2 separate regions of the Homo sapiens genome follow, and region 1 is linked to region 2. A link is a contact called in ENCODE POLR2A ChIA-PET data. All regions are on one chromosome and are shown on one strand. The core of a region is the stretch at or near the end of the contact, and the rest is flanking DNA. Distances in the headings are between cores, read along the strand shown. Region 1 overlaps LOC340512 (a long non-coding RNA gene). Region 2 overlaps LOC340512 (a long non-coding RNA gene).

Region 1 (5,546 bases), core at 420-2,919, 47 kb after region 2:
CTGGGTCTCCTGATGACAATTGTTATTTATCTGACCTTCTCTTCCACATCATTCCAACTCCCACACTTAGTTCCAAAACAGGTCTTAAATCACTCAGGAGCCAAGCCAGGCTGAAAAAGGAAGTAACCATGGCCAGGCCAGTGTTTCAGCACTCTCTGCAGACATCAAAACAAAGACAGGGTAAAGTCCGAAGAAATCACCTGCAAAAAAATCAAAGCAAGATGTTGGCATCTTCTTCAGGGATTGTCCCAAATTAAGATGGAAATGTCTGTGCATAAAACAGGCAAGGGAGTCAGAAGTCTTTCCAGGGGAGGCCTTGGTAGCTAAATCAGATGATGACAATTGCTGGATATTACAAATTTGTGCATGAGTTAAATGAGTATCTGCTTTTGGATGCCAGTGAGACCACCTTAAGAATGTCAGCTTAATACTGGCCTCTGGGGAGGCCATACCCACTTTACTGCCAATATTAACTCTCCTCTATACCCTTCCCTCCAAGCAAACAACCTTGATTCTGACTGTACTGACTTGCTGAGGTTGTGGTAATTCTACTTTGCTATTATCATGCTGTGTCTACCTTCATGCTGTAGTGCTGGTGTGAGATCTACTCTGTTAGCTCCAGGCTAGAAGAAGGTCAAATTAGTCACTCAAATACTAAGTCTTCAATGCATCAGCACCACCTCTCCCATGCCACTATCCTTTATTCAGGTAAAGTGACATCCTCAGCATTCTATAATAATCTTCTTGGGATAATGTCACCAAGGAGGGACAAAGCTTTTGGTTTCATGAGTTCTATTTAGGATTGAGCTTTAGAAACATGGTTCAAATGGATCAGATAACTTGAAGTTGGCAGGCTTTCAAAATTTTTAAATTATCTTAGGAAAGTCATCATGAAAAGTGCCTACAGTTGTCCCAGAATAATCTTTCCAATATTCTGATGGCCAAATATTTCAGATAAAATATCCCAACAAGTTGCTGGGTTCCTAAGGATCTTATAGTCCAGACCTCATGTTTATTAAAAAGAAAACTGTGAATATAGCAAATTATCCCACCAAACACCTGGGTATTTTGATGGCCTGCAGAGAACACATTTATTTTCTGCTGTAGCAAGAATCTGCCTGACCATCTTTAAAAAGAAGACCTTGGCTGACAGGGTTCATTTGGTGCTTCTCAGAATAGGATAGCTTTGGGGCAGGTAGAGGTATTATAGGATATTTGTGAAGGATTATTTCTGGATTGCTAAACTACTTAGTGACCTATTTTGAGGTTATCCAGTTAAGACTGGGGTACTATTTAAGAGGAAGAGGAAGCTCCAGGAGTAGTAATAACCCCAACATCCCCACCACCACTGCCTTTCACCTTTGGAGAATTGGTAAAGGAAGGCTGTGACCAAGTATTTAGAGTTCTGCCTTCACAAGATTCCATTAAGTCCTTATCTTATGCAAAAAGTCAGCTTTGAGGGCCTGGGATTAAATTATATTAGGGCAAAAATGAAGAGGAAAGGGACCCTACAAATCTCACTACCAAAGGCTTGTATATATGACAAACCAGGCGCCCAACTCACAAATCAGAACCGCTGGCCTTAAGCAATCATTTGCAAGGTTGGGGTATATGTGTAGAGGGTCACTGGGTGTGCCATCTCAAAGTGGGAAAACCACCTGCTTACACATCCACTGCCTGGAGGAGCAAGGAGCCCGCACCCAGGAAATACACAGGTGGGGACTAATTGCTTCATCCACTATAGCAGGCTTATTCCACTATCCAAAGTCACCCAGATTATAGGAGAGAGGGTGTTTTTACTATGTAGGTGTCCTTTCAGAATTCACCCAGATGATGTGAAAATTCTGAAAATAGTATTAAAAGAAAAACTTTAGAATAATCCGATGTAACAGAGTTTAATTGAATGAAGATCAGCTCACCAACTGGGCAGTCTTAAGGGCCAGAATAGGTTCAGAGCAACTCCAGGGATGCTGCTTGGTTGGGTAACATTTACAGACCAAAAAAGGAAAGTGACATACAGAACACAGAAGCAAGGTACAGAAACAGCAGGGTTAGGTACAGGTTGGCGTTTGCCTTATCTGAACACTGTTTAAACATTTGGCTGCCTGTAATGGACTGAAACTCGGCTGCAGTGATTGGCTGAGACTCGCTACCTGTTATGAGAGTACGTTACACTCTGTGTACACAGCAAGTCAGGTTACAGTTTAATATGTATGAAGAAACCTTTAAGCCAATATTAAAATATGTATGGATGCAGCTTTAGGCCAAACTTAATTTAATAGCAATTTACTGTGAGAAGGCCCCAGTCTAATGGAAGTGTGCAAGTCTAATAAAACTCCACTTGCGAAGCTTGTGCCTGGATCCTTTGGTCTCCCTGACTGAGGCAGGTATCAAATGTCTTAAGTTCCTCTTGCAGAGTAGGTCCGGGCTTCTGCTGGGCTGACTCAACTTTGTTGGGCTATTCTCCTGAGGCAGTTCTCATGACCAGATCTCTGACAATCAATTATTTCACTGGATCACTATGACTTCCCTGGGGCCAATCATTCCCTGCACCTTGTACACAAGCAAGGGTCCAACTCTGCCTGGTATGACTAGGTGAGTACTTCTTGGGGGTCAGCTCTTTGGTGCCTATTGTGTAATCTGAAGCTCTGCAGAAGCACTAGGTCTTCTTCAGGTGTCTCAGGTGTAACCTGAACGAGGATCATAACCAAGAGCCCTTGTTAGACTAAGGCACTAACCCCAACCCCACAGACTGGCCAGGGCAGATGGGACCATTTGGTGAGCGGGGTCATCACTTAGCTTTGCAACATTTTCTTCCCTGGAATGAATGCCATCAACACCCTACCTGCAGTTCTAGACCTTACAAGACAGAAATCTAGCCATTGCCTGTGGGCACCTCCCAGCTAAACCACCACACACTCATAAACTCATAAAGGGACACTGTGTTATCTCTCTGTATGGGAAAGAAGCTGAACTTTGGACCTGGTCAGGCTCACTCAAATATCCTTGAGCTTGGGGTGGAGAGAGGAGACATGCCTCTGACACCCCATTAACATGAGAAAGTAGATTCAGAGCAGGGGAGTTATGCTGTTCAACAATAGTGGCAAGCATTCATCACGTGTTTACTATGGTGCAGGCATTGTTTAAGTACTTTGCATGTATGAAATCATTTAAGCCTTCTGATAATCAGCCAAGGTACATAATGTTTTCGTTCCTTTCTTTTTTTTTCCTTTGTTTTGAGATGGAATCTCACTCTGTCACCCAGGCTGGATTGCAGTGGTGTGATCTCGGCTTACTGCAACCTTCGTTTTCCAGGTTCAAGTGATTCTCCTGCCTCAGCCTCCCAAGTAGCTGGGACTACAGGCGCGTGCTACCACACCCAGCTAATTTTGGTATATTTATTTTATTTTATTTTATTTTGAGAGGGAGTCTCCCTCTGTCTCCAGGCTGGAGCGCAGTGGTGTGATCTCTGCTCACTGCAACCTCTACCTCCCTGGTTCAAGCAATTCTCTCTGCCTTAGCCTCCCAAGTAGCTAGGATTACAGGCACACACCACCACACCCAGCTACTTTTTGTATTTTTAGTAGACATGGGGTTTCATCATATCGGACAGGATGGTCTCGATCTCCTGACCTCACGATCCACCCACCTCGGCCTCCCAAAGTGCTGGGATTACAGGCATGAGCCACTGCACCCACCCTTGTATATTTATTAATAGTAGAGATGAGTTTCACCATGTTGGCCAGGCTGGTCTTGAACTCCTGACCTCAAGTGATCCACTTGCCTTGGCCTCCCAAAGTGCTGAGATTACAGGCACGAGCTGTCATGCTGGGTCTGTTTTCATTCTATGTATGAGAAAAATGAAGCACAGAGAAGTGAAGGGGTTTGATGCACATATTAAGTGGCTGAATGGGGAATCAAACCCAGGCTGCTGGCTCCTGAACCCGAGTCTAACCTTTATTCCCCTCCTAGGACTGTATTTCACATTCTATAATTTAATCCTTCCAGGTACCCTGAAAGCTTTACTAGCCCATTTTATGGACAAGAAATTGAGTTTCAGAGAGGCTAAAACATTTTTCCAAAAATCACAGTGTTAGCCAAACAGGGATTTCAGTCCCTGCCTCCAAGGCCCACATTTTGACCCCATATATGACACTCTGTAGGTTTGTTTTCCAGAAGCTTTTTTTTTTTTTTTTGGTCAGCTTTTAAAATGACTTTAAAAGTTTATTCAACAGAAGTAATTTCATTACTATTTCGGGGAGGGAATCACCAACTTTTTGGTGCAAACAATGCTAGCCTTCTTTTAAGCATTAAGAGCACGACTTCTTAAGAAATGACATAAGCAATAATTCGACACCTCCGTCTCCCCTAAAATAATATATTTTATTAATGTGTGCACAGCTTTAGCAAATTAGCCTGAGATAAATGATAGAGTTCCACTATCCAGAGGCAAAAGCAGGGTCTATTAGAACTCATCATTGCATTTTCCAGAAGTTTTAAAGCCTATGAGGTGGGAGAGCCATTCAGAGAGGATTAAAAAATAGATATTTGGAGAGTAATTAAATTAATATGTATTTTTCTCACATTGTCGATTTGAAGTTACATCATGTGGGGTTTGGAACACAGAAATATATTACGTGTTACTTGGTTTGCAAATAAAATGTCCATGCCTTGTTCATTTAATGACATGAAAGCCTAGAAAAGGATGGAAACAAACTGGGACCAGTAAAAAAATAAACAAACAAAAAGACCCTTAGGGATTTAGAAAAACAAACAAACATGTTTTTCAGTACTTTTTAAAATTGTCATGGTTTCTCTTCCTTGGTTATTGTAGAGCTCTCCTGCAGTCACACACAATTTGCAATTGACCATTTGGGAGAAAGTATTTTGGCCCAATTGTGTAGTCTCTCTGTCCCATCCACAAAGGGTGGCACAGTCCAGAGGGCTGCTGCCATTCATCAAACGGGCTCAGCTTTTAGACTCAGCTTTTAGAGCCACCCCATGGGGAAGGGCAATTGTTCCTCATGGTCCCAAGGGAGGACATCAGTTTGGCTGTGACAGTCCCCCAATCACATGCATAATTGTTCCAGGGGAAGTATTACAGGACCAACAAAAAGAAATCTGTGCTGTATTATTTTGTAGGTTCCAACTGGTTGGATATGAAACAAAACAAAAAAGAAATTACATACTTGATGCAAAATTGGAACATTTAACATTTCTATTTCTTTTAGACATTTTAATCTGTTCCTCCATGAGGATAGCTAATGGTTGTCTAAAAGCTTTTGCCACTTTTCGACTGCATTTTAAGATGGCTATTTTCTCTAGCTGGTCCTTCCAACAAAACCATGTTCGTTTTGTTCTTAGGATTTATTTCCAAGGATACAGTTCTTAGAGTAATTTAGGAATTATCCAAAGAATTATTAAAGGATTTAAGAATCTTAATATAGCAGTATTAATTTACTAAAGGATCCTTCAGGAAATGTTTCTGAATGTCTGATGGTGAGGAAAATCTTAGAAAAAATTATTGAAGCCATGGAGAAATATGA
Region 2 (5,536 bases), core at 519-3,018:
AAGATCCTTAATAACATCTGCAAAGATTCTTTTTCCAAATAAGGTCAAAGTCACAGATTCTAATTAGACATATCTTTGGGGGTGGGGGGAGTTCCATTCAACCCGCTACAGTCCTCCTAAAACACATATGAAGTGACTACTATTATTAGCCCCATTTTATAAATCAGAACCCTTAGTGAAAGGCTAAATAATTGCCCAAGATTCACAGCTCAGGAGGGGTGGAGCACTTCAAGCAGCCAACGTGCATTCCCTTAACCACTGCTCTACACCCTTCTCTTTGTCTTATTCATTGTTGCCTCCCTAGTGCCATGCACAGAACCTGGCCCTGAATCAGGACTCAATAAATGTCTGTGGAAGAAATGGATGGATGGATGGATGGATGGATGGATGGATGGATGGATGGATGATGAAATGTTCTTCTCTCCCCCACCCCCACCCCACTCAGCCTCTAAGTAGCTGAGACACATTGCTGTCAGATGCAGCTAGCCTTTTTAAATTCAAATATATTCCTGTTGATACCAAGTGTTAGTTCTCATCTGATTTGGCATCAATGTTACATTTTCTTTCAGAGCTCGATATTGCTTTTTAAAATATCTAAGTAAAAATATGCAGCTTGGTAGATGAAAAATGTCTTTGTCTGCAACTCCAGGCTCTCCCTGAGAAAACGCCAGAGAACTCAATACCAACACTCCCCCTTCAGAGGTCACCTTGAGCCTCCTCCTCCTTCCTTGCTTAGAGGTGGCTAGGAAATGGAAGAAGAGGTCCCCTGGGTCTGAAAATTATAATAGACGGCAGCAGTGACTGCTAGTAGAGGAGGGGAGAAAAGCCGGAATTGGCTGTGATGGGAGTGGAGATCCTTGGCTGTGACTAACAGGGCAGACTGTGTCAAGATGTTTAGTGGTGAAGCCAAGTGAGTAAGAGTGGGACGGTGGCTTGAGAGAGAGAGGGTTGAGGGAAGACTGTTTTTTAGAATACACATGACTTGGACATGTTTATCACACTGGAAAGAAGGAGCCATGGCAGTTGTAGGGGCACTGACAAGCAAACTCTTACTGGGATACAGGGCACAGGAGAACAATTGGCTTTAGAGATGAAGAGGGAAGGAAGTGCAAAGGGAATGTGCTCTCCTCTCCATGAAGGTGAAAGATTCAGGGAGTGACGGGGTTCATGCTGAGGTGGGATCCGAAGTCAGAGGAGAGGGATGAGTAGGCAGAGAGGTGAAGGGTTGGAGCTGCTGCTGAGGGCTGTGTAGAAGAGAACTGGTGGAAGTAAAAGGAAGCTGAACAGAGCTGAAACCGATTAGTCAGTATTATGCTCTTCATACGACAGAGAAAGCTTACCCAGAGGGTCCAGGGTAATAGATCTTTTGCTGGGACTTCCTTCCCAACATCCCTCCACACACATACAAATGCACATAAGCATGCACACACCACCACCACCTAATAAAGAAAAACGAGAGAGAGTCACTCTAGGAATCTGAGGGGACACTACCTTTCCCCACCTACCTAATTATGTGGCTTTTTGAATTAGGGCTGGATAGCAAACTTGCCTTGTTTCTACTCACAATTTCTCTCTTGAAATTCCCATTAATGAAACAGCTTAGTTTGGTTTAGCTAACTGCATGCATGACTGCCAAAAACCACATCACAATGCAGGAGGAATGCAGTCTCTAGCAACGCTACAACAGCTTAACCACATTGTTTAAAGAGAGGAGCTGGGGCAGCCCCAGTGCTTCTGAAATCCATTTAAGATGTGTGAAAACATGAGACTGAAATTCTGACCTTTCCCTAGAGCTGGAAGAACCTCCTCCAGGGGGCTGTTTGGAAGACTGCAGATGCAGGCCTGGGCCCATCTACATCTCCCCAAGACTCTGGCTTCTGGTAGCCTGTCAAGCAGGGAAGCCCTGCCTCTGTGTCCTGTCCCTGACGGGGCATCAGCCTGGTTAAGAGTGCAGTCTCTGAAGCCAAGTTGCCTTAGTTCAAGTCTTGACTGCTCCATTTATAGTGTGGCCTTGGGCACTTAACCTTCACACACTTCAGCTTCTCCATCTATTTTTGGCATTAAAGTTATTGACATAAAAGTACCTAGTCACATACATGTTATAGGGATTAAATACAATAAGTAAGGCCTTTCCCATAGTTTGTGCTCACTTGGTATAATTGATCATCATCATTCTCATTGTTATTGTGCTTAATTCTTTAGTGACTTGGAACCTTTGTTTCCCCATCTGCAAAGAAAGGACAATAACATCACCTTCCTTAAGGTGGCTTAAAATAAAAACAGATTAAAGAGACTAGGATGTGCTTGGTATGTGGTAGACACTTGATATGTGGCCATTGATTTTACTACATCTCTACTACATCCACTGATTTTTCTCTTGCTGGCCTTGCAGAAATGTAAATGGCTTGATTTCTTCAGTCGTTAAGTATGAAGATGGAAGATGGGTAGAGCTCACACCACAGGCTCTGGGGTCAGATAGAGCCAGGTTTGAGTTCTCTTATGAGCTTTGAAACCTGGGGTGCTATTTAGCCTCTTTTATGCCTTAGTTTTTTTAATCCGTAGAAAGGGGAATAAAAGTATCCACTGTGAAAATGCCATGTGATAAAGCAGTATCGGGGCCAGAGGAGGACTGCAGAGTGTGAAATGCATGCTCCTTGAGGGCAGGGGCTCTCTCAGGCTTCCTGTTATATCCCCACAACTATGAGCACACCTGGCTTGTTGTAGGGCTGCTCCATAAGTATTTGCAGCCTGACTAATGTAGAAGTGAGGCAGAAGCTCAGTGCTGATCTTTGAAATGAGGTGTGGTCCAAGAGGGCCTCATAATTTCACTCTGTATAATTGGTTGAGCAAGTGCCACCCTCACTTATTAGTCTTTTTTTCTGTACTGCAGCTCTGTTTGAGTCTTCCAGAAACAGAAGTATTGCTCTGCAAATACTTTTCTGCCACTGCAGAGGGTTCTCATACTTAAAAAGTTCCAGTCAGTCACCATGCATCCCACCACCCCACGCCCGACACTACCTGTGAAGAGGCTTCCCAAGTGATAGATGGTCATGCTTTGACTAAGCAGCCATGAGAAGATGTCTTGCTTCTATTAATTATCCTAAATTGGTTATTGATTATGGTTAGATTTAGAAATATAGTCACTGTCCTGGTTTAAATGTAAACACTGCAGGATTCTTGCTTATGAACCTTGTGAAGATACTAGAAGATCCTAACTGACCTCCAAATCACACTTTGAGAGTTCTTGGAAACAAAGTTCCTACGTTACTAAAGAATTAAAAACTACAACAACGATGATGATGATGGTGGTGGTTACCATCAATTGCACACAGACTATGAAAGAGGCATGGAGCTAAATTCTTTACATGTATTACTTTATTTAATCCTCATAACATGTATATGAGGGTTAGAAAAGGGGCTTCCCTCTCCCCAAGATTTACTGATGAAGTACACACTCAGCTGCCTGACCCTAAGTGTTCAGGGAGCACTGGGAGCCAATATGCATGAGCATTTGAGGGTAAAACACTCTACTCCATGGCCTGCTAGAGGGATTCTTCTGAATTTAAATCTGAGCCTGTCTCTCTCAGACTTAAAGCACATCTCTTCAGTGAATCTTCACTCATCCTTCAGGTCTCAGCTTACATGCCACCTCCTCTAGGAAGGGTTCCCTTGCCCCCAGGATTGAATGAGGCTTCCCTCCCAGGTGCTCCTGTAGCCTTTAGGGCTTACTGAGATCATTGCACTGAACTGATAAGTCAGAATTGAAGTGTTCTGCTCACTTCTGTACCTCTCTCACTCCACAATGAGCAAAGACTGTGTCTTATTGACTAGGTTTCCAGGGCCTGGCACTGTGCCTAGAACAAAGAAGTCATTGATATAGTTAGGATGCTTTGTGCTGCAAGTAATAGCAGATCCCAGCTCAAACTCAAACTGGCTTAAACAATGAGGAAATGTATAACTTCAAAAAATCAGAAGTCAGATACACCATGCAGTAGGATCAGCAGCTCAATGATCTCATCAAGGGTTCGGGTTCTGATCTTTTTTTCTGGCCATCATCAATTCAGTTCCACCCTAAAGCTAGTTGCCTTTGTGGTCACAGCATGACCCTCAACACCATATGATTCACATCTAGAAGAGAAAAGAGGGCAACCTCTTTCCCAAGTGCAGTCTATAAAACCTTCCTTGTAATCTGATTGGGTCAATTTATGTTAGTCCACCCATACAGTCCTTGGCAGGTAATCACCATCATCTGATTGTCCCAGACAAATTATGATTTCTATCTAGAATAGGAATGAGATATAAAAAAAAAATCTAGGTTTAATTAGAGAGGAGGAAAGTAGAGACAGATGTAGGCTAAGCGACCGGGAGTACACTTTACATAGGTGCTGAATAACTATTTGGTGAATGAATAAGTGTGTCTTGGTGCTCCTAGAAACTACTCCAATGGGGAAGTCCATCAACAAAGTGGGAGGGGCTGAGGCTCTCATGGCACCTCTCCTGGCATTGAAATGTCCTCCACCTAAGGAACCTTTAACTGATCTAGACACAATAGAACCATGTTCAATCTGATGCTTCTCTCTCAACCATCCTCTTGCTCAGAGAGGATAGTGGTAAACTTCTCTAGCCAAGTGAAAGCATTTCTAGAGTTTTGCAAGCAACACCACATCGCTTTATTTCAGACTGTTTCCCTGACTCTAAAAAGGAGCTTAGCAGACCTGCAGCTCTTATCTTACTTACAACCCAAACTGTTCAGTGCTCATTATTTTTAAAGAACCAGAAAACTCTGCTTGGGAACAATGAAGGGAGTGCAGCCCCTCTTCCAAGCCTGTGTCCTATATCTGCCCAACCTACCTCTCAGGGAGCTGGTGAGGGTGGATGGAAACATGGGCCTTTGGGACCCGAAGGGTCTGTCCTGAAATACCAGCTCCACTGTTGACTCAGAATGAGACCATGAGAAAATCACTTACTCTCTGTGACTCTTCTTTTCCTTATCTGTGAAATAGGACACTCATAAATAAAGACCTGCCTTCCCTACCAGAAAGAATGGGCTTCTGAACTGTCAGAGTAGGAGAATTTGGGTTTAGAGAAATTAAGACCTTATAGAGAACAGACGGTGGGAGGAAGAGGAGGAAACATCAACAATAAACCTAGGAAAGGTCTCATGAATATAAGTTTCATATTTTTCCTAAAATAGAGTTTTTAAAAAGGCACAAAATGTCAGTGACATTTAACACGTATTAAAACACTAATAACAAGTGCTATCCAATTAATTTCTATTTACCACCCCTTGCTTGTAAGAACATCTTTAAGATCTTCCTCCCCTTAAGTTTTCAGGAAAATGCTGAAATTTCAGGTTGCAGATAAGAGGCAGGTTGAGAGGTGTTTGTTGGTTGGTTGGTTTGTTCCTGCATTTGGGTTTCCATCTACACATTCATGTATTTCTGCCAGTTCACCTGGGCATTGTTTTCTCCTATTCGCCAGAGACCCACGTTCAAGGCACCTTAATGAACAAACCCCATGGACCATCTGTCTACAC

The links. ChIA-PET counts read pairs that join two places held with the same protein, here RNA polymerase II (POLR2A).
Region 1: POLR2A ChIA-PET joins it to region 2 with 10 read pairs in WTC11. The contact joins two enhancer-like sites. POLR2A ChIA-PET finds 5 or more read pairs at or near these places in 2 of 52 experiments (OCI-LY7 and WTC11).

Annotation. Positions count from the first base shown.
Region 1 is chr9:107,065,807-107,071,352 of GRCh38, forward strand. All of the region lies in intron 3 of LOC340512 (a long non-coding RNA gene), which reads right to left. Among named protein-coding and RNA genes, the nearest start is that of ZNF462, 210 kb to the left of the region's middle. Within about 2 kb of position 1,670, at least 2 of the 41 ENCODE cell types and tissues checked have a DNase peak (open chromatin) inside an H3K27ac peak, as active enhancers do.
Region 2 is chr9:107,018,508-107,024,043 of GRCh38, forward strand. All of the region lies in intron 4 of LOC340512 (a long non-coding RNA gene), which reads right to left. Among named protein-coding and RNA genes, the nearest start is that of ZNF462, 160 kb to the left of the region's middle. Within about 2 kb of position 1,769, at least 2 of the 41 ENCODE cell types and tissues checked have a DNase peak (open chromatin) inside an H3K27ac peak, as active enhancers do.